Linked DNA regions of Homo sapiens: regions 1 and 3 are each linked to region 2. Evidence: chromatin loops called from intact Hi-C (ENCODE). Cell type or tissue: dorsolateral prefrontal cortex. All regions are shown on one strand.

Region 1 (2,500 bases), 110 kb after region 2:
CTTCAACCTGCACATCTGTCTTCTTATCTAAATTCCAGCCCAGCTCAATCCATACCTTCTGACCATGCTACGAAAAAAAAACATCTCTTTGTAAACTTCTCTTATGCTTATTGTCTTTTCACTCATTTAGCTATGAGTCAGTCTGCATGTACCTTGAGATGAGTGTCTACAACTTACGCTTGTTCGATATTCCCTTCAGCAGGGAACCCACAGGCATTTAATAAATATTCCTTGATTGATAGATTTTGGCCTCTGTCTCTACCTCAACAAAATGAAATATTATGGCTATATTGTAAGAGTTTCATAATGAAAATGATCATCAGCAAACATAATTTATCCTGATGTATTTCACAGTATTGTAGATATATTAAAGTTTCTCCTATCAAAAGCCTTTAATTTGTTTTTATCTTTTTAGAAAGAGGCATTTATTCACTTCAGTTACCTATATAAAATTAGAACTAATCTACAGTTCTCTTTCTTGATCTCAAAGCAACTGTAGGTATGCTTTTATTTTTACCAATTTGATTGGAATTATCAACTTTGGGATTCATTTCTGATGAAAAATAACCTGAATCTGTAATATTAACTCTAAAGGAACTAAAGGGAATGTTTTATGTGCCTGTGGGAAGCTTTAGCACTGTACAAATTAATTGCACTCATCTATAATCTTTCTGGGAGTTACGTATATGCAGGCCAATTGAATCATGAAATTAAACCTGAAACTATTCAAGTCACACAGACTATGGGATGATATTATCTCAGAATTACCTACTCCTCTTCATTAATCTATTGATAAAGTAAACAGTTTTATTATCTTCTGCCCCAGCATTTGTTTGTGGCAATAACTAGTTCCAAAATTTTTACTAAAATTAGATGTTAGGTTGTGATTCTTTATAATGAAATTTCATTCATCATTGAGCCAGTGTTGACTTTTGTGTTCTATATGCTATTTTATGCTATTTTAAGCTTGGGTAAAATTTCTGCCATCTATATTAGTTTCAGCAAATGAACAAACCACAAGTCTGTCCTGTTCTTCTGTATTATTTTAAGCTTAATGTTATTAGAAGCTATTGTGATTGGAGACAATGGAAATCATGTCCATAACCAATTCTGAAGGCAATAGGAAATTGAGAAAGTAGTTCAATTAACAGAAGCTTCCTCTGCCTTTTTAAAGAAAATTATATTTATGTGAGCAGGCTTTCTCCGTGCAATATAGTCTGCATGTTTAAAAGGCAATCATTTCCCCCAGTTTATTCACTTAAATGAAATCACTACTGCTCACAGTAGTATTCCCTTGTCTTGCCCCATGTCAACACTCTGATGTGTGGAGTTGGACTGAAAAAAGATAGGAAATGAAATTCCACAAGTGTGTCAGATTTAAAAGAGCAACTGGAGTTTTAAATAGCTCTCTTGATTTTTTAAGGATTTTTACAAGAGCAAACTACAGGGGGCAGCAAATATTAACAGGCTCCTAGGAGTGTGCTGAACCTCGGAATTAACAAGTGCTATTCGGCTCAACTTCTCTCTGAAGAGAAATGCCCAACTTTAATGTGAAATGTATAGTTTTCTCGTTGCTTTAGCTTTATGATATATGAGAGTTAAATCTAGAAGGCTCTTCCTACCTGTCTTTACACAGTAAACTAAAGTCTGGAGGAGTGTCTCACATTTCAGCAGCACTCATTGTCTTCCCCAAATTCTGCAATCAAGTGTGACATGCTGAAGTGACATGGATTAAAAACCTGGGATTATCTGAGCATTAAAAAGCGAATGCAGGGCACAGGAATTGCACACATATCGGGGAGAGGAGAAAGCATGCTACAAAGGACATTTTATTCTCGATTTTATTTATTCATAGTGAGTTGAAGTCTGTTGGACTTCCCTGAAAAATCTTCCACACTGTTTGAAAGTTCTATTATCTAAAAGATAGTTTCCAACTCTTTGGTGTATTTAAAATCAAACTCACTATCACTGAATTTCCAAAGTAAAACTCTCAGTCTCTTTTTCAAAAGGACAGAGAGAGTGGGAACATATTATCCATTAATAGTGTTGAATTTGACTTATGTTTTTATTTTGGCAACCAAAAAGATAGAGAATGCCAGACCCTCTTGGAAGGGCTTTGATCTTATCCTGGTGTATCTTATAAAATAGTCTCATAGAGGCTTTGGGGAAAGTCTGAAAAGCAGAAAAGGAAACATTGTCATTCTTTCAACTAGCTCAAATCCCCATGTTTAAAAATATCTACAGCTGCTAGGAGGGTTGCAAAGTTCTTTAATTGGTAATTAATATAGTTACTAACACAGTGTAAGAGTACTGCACAAGACTTAAAGGCAGAAGTTGAATCAGTTTCCAAAGTAAAAAGTGAAAAGATAAAGCTTGTGACAATATATATGCAAAAGACAGCACTGCATTGCAGTGAGAAGTGAAGAGACTTGATTCCTTTTTCGGTTTTGCCACAAGCAGATCTCTTGGGCTCTCTGGGCTCCAAATTGTGTGTTGTCTC
Region 2 (2,500 bases):
TGAAAATGGGAATGATCCATATGGCTAAAGAATGTCAGGAAGAGAAACATTTGGGAAGAATTAAATGGGATGCAATCATTCCGGATCTTGATCATCTTAGCCAACAAGAGCCAAGTAAAAAAAAACAGCCACAGAGTGTTATGTGCCAAAATTTTCGAATTCCAGAGAGTTTATACTATATAGGTGATTTTAAACTGACATGATTATATAGTTCCAAAAATAATTGTGTTGAGATGGTTGAAATGTAGGAAGAGAATAAGGGTATGAGGTTTATATTTTATATGATAATTTGTTTAAAATATTTTATATATACCTTGGAGATATTTCAAATCTTTTTGTGGCATATTCTTAAAATTTAAAATGAGTTGAAATAATGTGGATGCTTCCTAAATTACAGATTATACCACTAAAAATGATACTGAATATCAAAACATACAATAATTTGAGGAGTTCTGATTGACAAAAGCTGTTTACCTTAAATTCTTTCAAACAACAAAACTGTAGTCTATAAGGGGTTAGAGTCTGTGAGAACACAAAAAGATTTATCTAAAGGAGAAACATAAGCACAAGAATACTCAGTATTGGTCTTTGCAATGCAGCAAATGATTTATAGTGAGATGAGACCTAGTCCAGAGATTGAGTTCGTTTAGGAATGCAATGGCCATAAGACTAAGAAGTAGACAATTTGTTTAAAAGACAACAAATCACATGAAAGTTGATGCATTGTCATGTTCCTATGTGTAGTGACGTTATCAGGCATTTACAGATTGCGAGTTTTCTGATTTTACTAACAGAGCTAAGTCTTTAACAATCTTAGTAAGAAGAGAAGAGCCTTTTTCCAGCTATCACAGGCCAGTTCGAAAACACAGAATGGGCATTAAGGAGAATAGATTTGAAGCAGCAAGTAAGCAACCAACATGCTTGCTAATGATATCAAAGCCCAGCTCAGCCTGTCATTCACAATCTACTTACTGCCTATTGCTAAAAAGCCTTTATGCTAGAGTTAGATGACTGTTTAACTGGCATTAAATTAGGACATCCAAAATGAACACTGAGATCCAGCCAACAATCACCATCATAGACCAGTCATGTCTTAGCTCACCTCTCTTGGAGTCTGTATTTCTAAAACCATATTCAAAATGTGTCTATACTAAAGGAGAATAGGCATTTGAGAGGGTAGAACACAAGTAGGCATATTTTAATAGTTGGGGCCAGCAGAGGGAGGCTTTGGGTAACAAAAGGACAGGCTCAGATGCAACAGCCAGACTGCCTAGAGTATTCAGAGCGTTAGGGATTTAGATTCAGCTGTTCATGTCTTAGTTGCTCATAGAACAATAGAGGAAAAACTGAAGGAACCAGAATCCAGAACCACACTGTCTTACTAGGGTGAGGCAGTTACTTTCAAGTAAGGCCAGCTGAAAGTACTGGGACAAAGTCCAGTAGAATGTTATATAAAATAAACCTTTCAATAATAGTTAATGGTCAGGGGATCCAAACAGAGTTACCTAACGTATTCTGAAAGGGGCGATGATCCAGTGGTGTGTTTGTTGATAAGTCAGCTCTCCAGGCATTAAAAGCATTTCATGATTTCTTTGGGTTAAATACTTCTACGGTGATTAATTTCCAGCAGTAGTCCCACTCACAAAATTGTTGAACATTTAACAACAGGCTATTGCAAGCCAGTAAGAGCTTGGTCCAACATACCACTGAAAGTAAAATCTAAGGAGGGAGATAGCACAAGGAAGCGTTGGTACATTGTGGTGACCCTTACTTGATGGGTGCAATGAGCAGGGCTCCAATCTCCTGGAAAGAGCTGGTCAAGCAAGAACAACTTCCTCAATTCCTAGAGGGATTAGGATATTAAGCAAATTTCTAAGACACAAATTTGGGTGCAAAGAAGTAGGCGGAAGCCCAGTAACCAGATTGAGGCCAAAAAGTAAGTTGTTAAGACTGGAAAAAAGAAATCTAGTTACATATAAAATATCAAGTAATATAAATTAGACATCATAAAGGGCCTTATTGTTGGTGTGGAGAATTCTATTTGTATAGGTTTATCTAAACTATAAATTCTCTACCATTATAGGCACATAATTAATTATAAAAGAAACAGGCATAACTTCTAAAAATGGCAAAAGTAAGTTTATATAATAGAATAATCAATTTTTTCACTAATAGTGGTGTATCCGTCTGTTGAATTTTGATTCTGCAAATTGTTCTTTAGTATGGGCTGCCTAATGACTTGATCATTACTTAGCTTTCTTTTAATTCTTTTCATTATGTTAATTTGTACGTTGCATTTCTTAATATACTTCAGTGCCTCATTAATATTAAGATCTACAAGTGTGATTTTTCTGAAAAATCTTGGGTAAATAGTTTTTTATATTGAATATTTTGTTTCTCTCTTTACCTTACCATTTCTCTGGAGATAAATATCCTATCTTCTAGATAATATATGGTATAAGGTATTATGAATCAGGCTATGTTAAAAATTCTTGTAAAA
Region 3 (2,500 bases), 1.2 Mb after region 2:
AAAACAAGACACTAACAACTTGTTGTATCATCTTCTAAAACCATAATTTAGAAGACAGATAATTTTTTTTTAAACTTAGCAATTCTGATCTTGCTCACAGGGATATGTGACTGGTTGCTTGCTGCTCAAACTTCCCACAGGCTCAAAGGAATACCCCCTCCATCCCATTTACAACAAACACCCTGGTATGCTGCAAAAAACAGAGTAGTCCAAGTGTGAATAGATTACACTGATCCAGTTCAGTTGCTGCTCTCCACTTGCAGCTTCCACCCCTTTCAGAGCTATAGAAACTTTTTTAGGTCTCAGGGTGCCATTGGGCATAGTTGCTTCAGTGAACTAGATGGTACTCTGCTGATTAGAAAGCATTTATCAAGAGTGCGGAGGTGCAAGACTGACAAGTAAGAGGTAGCTTCAGCTAGTAGAATGGAAATGCCTTCTAATTAGATTGTGAATTTCTGTGAGGGATGGTGATATAGTTCAGATATTTGTCCCCTCCAAATCTCATGTTGAAATGTGATCCTCATTGTTGGAGGTGGGGCCTAGGGGAAGGTGTTTGGGTCATGGGGGTAGATCCCTCATGAATGGTTTGGTGCCCTCCCTGCAGTAATGAGTGAGTTCTGGCTCTATTACATTATAGGAGATCTGGTTGTTAAAAAGAGCCTGGGACCTCCCTCCCACCTCTTCTCTCTCTTACTTGCTGTCTTGCCATGTGACATGCTGGCTCCCCCTTCGCCTTCCACTATGATTGAAAACTTCCAGATGCTGGCACCATGCTTCTTGTACAGCCTACAGAACTGTGAGCTAAATAAACCTCTTTTTAAAATAAATTATTGAATCTCAGGTACTCCTTTATGGCAGGGCAAACTGGACTAATACAGATGGTAATTCGTCTCATATCTCTGGTATCCCCCATGGTGCGTAGATCTGCAGCTGGCCTGCTATAAGCACTCATCTATTGCTTAATTTGCTACGCAATGGGAAATGCAATACCTTTTTACAAGAAGGTCCCTTACATCCAACACAAACGACTTCAACATCAGAGTTAAGCCATACTTAAGGAAGCAAAACTCACGGATGCATTGAAAATCAAGAGATCCCAAGGAAATGCTATAGTTTTCAGTAGGGAGAACCATCTCCCCCAATTCATTAGAAAGTGAATTCCAGTAAGGACAGCAACTGATTATAGGTTCAGGAGAGACTCCGTTTGTGAAGATGCCCTCTGCTGACATAAATGTGCAATGGTATATGACTACTGACACTTTGCTCCAGTGTTACAGACACAAGAGGGAGAGCTGGGGACTGTAGTAACCAGGAAAATGCACACTACATCTATGGGGAACAACTGTTACTAACGCCAGCCAACTGTTTGCATGCCATCTTCTAATTTTGCAAAAAATTATGGAAATCCAGATTTTTATGAAAAATCTGATCATATGGCAACAATTTGAATTTTTAAGAACATTGTATGAGCTAACACTGTACAAGCAATGCAAAATGCAACACTGGATACTATCTGGCTTAGCAACCTCTGTTCTGTCTTGTCTGACACATCCCCTTTACTACATTCCAAGAGCTTCTCAACAGATCTCCAAGCCCCTTACTGCTGCACATCCATTATTTCTTTCTACCACTTCTGGGTCTAATCACATCATTAATTGGTTTAAATTCCTTCAGTATTTCCCTGCCGTTCAAAATAAAGTCAAATTATTTGGTGAACCCCATTAGTTTCCATCTACAGCCTTAACTCTTACAATCCCAAGGACCCTGACCTCCAAACAATTCACAGTTTCCCATGTATGCCATATGTTTTGCACACATATGGGATAGTATGTGCTATTCTATCAGTGAAGTATCTCCCAGCTTTTGTTTTCTTCACCTGGCAAAATTCTACTCAGTTTCTTGCTCCCACCATCCATGACTTCTCCTCCATGAAGATTTCCCTACTTCTTCCCATGGTTTATCCTTTTTCTGTGTTCTATAGCTTCTTTATCATTTACTACATCAAATTGTAAATATGTATTATATTTATGTGTCTCTTCCTATGAGAATGAATTCTTTGAGAGCAAACGATTCTCATCATCTTTGTATTCTCAGTGCCCAACAGGGTATTTATTACTACTTTACGAATAAATAGAGAAATCTAACATTGACACCTTGATATTTCATTGGCAAAGCACAAATCTTGTAAAATATGAACTGTATTTTGGGGGTATGCATTAGAGATGTATGTGTTCATGGGGAAATATCTTACCCATGTTCTCAGCATGGATATGCTGTTCACATGCCAATCTCATCAATAAGCCACAGTGTGTGTGTGTGCGTGTGTGTGTCTGTACTCTCCTGAAAATCAAGGTCAATCCTCCCTCCTATACTAACTTTTGGCAAAAGTACTTTGCCATATTTTGAAAGGAATTATGTAGTGGGTGGTTATTTGTGGTACACAACTACAATATGAGTTGAGTATAGCCACATGTCACTTGAGTTCCATTCTGTCCTAGGT

Evidence for each region. Hi-C counts contacts between places; a loop is a spot of excess contacts. Peaks named below come from ENCODE experiments on the same cell type or tissue, not always from the same donor. Only the 100,000 strongest peaks of a DNase experiment are listed, where the experiment ranks them.
Region 1: a loop joins it to region 2, with 10 times the contacts of the local background. A loop is called at or near these places in 15 of 110 quality-filtered maps.
Region 3: a loop joins it to region 2, with 4 times the contacts of the local background. A loop is called at or near these places in 2 of 110 quality-filtered maps.

Annotation. Positions count from the first base shown.
Region 1 is chr9:8,894,901-8,897,400 of GRCh38, reverse strand. All of the region lies in intron 11 of PTPRD (protein tyrosine phosphatase receptor type D), which reads left to right. Among named protein-coding and RNA genes, the nearest start is that of PTPRD-AS1, 38 kb to the right of the region's middle. In dorsolateral prefrontal cortex, CTCF peaks have their summits at 1,237 and 1,438; no DNase peak of the experiment used is centred here; H3K4me3 peaks cover 1,315 bases; H3K27ac peaks cover 1,862 bases.
Region 2 is chr9:9,002,106-9,004,605 of GRCh38, reverse strand. All of the region lies in intron 11 of PTPRD (protein tyrosine phosphatase receptor type D), which reads left to right. Among named protein-coding and RNA genes, the nearest start is that of PTPRD-AS1, 150 kb to the right of the region's middle. In dorsolateral prefrontal cortex, a CTCF peak has its summit at 1,231 (motif pointing right); a DNase peak (open chromatin) is centred at 1,235; H3K27ac peaks cover 1,490 bases.
Region 3 is chr9:7,843,209-7,845,708 of GRCh38, reverse strand. No RefSeq gene overlaps it. Among named protein-coding and RNA genes, the nearest start is that of DMAC1, 45 kb to the right of the region's middle. In dorsolateral prefrontal cortex, a CTCF peak has its summit at 1,237; no DNase peak of the experiment used is centred here.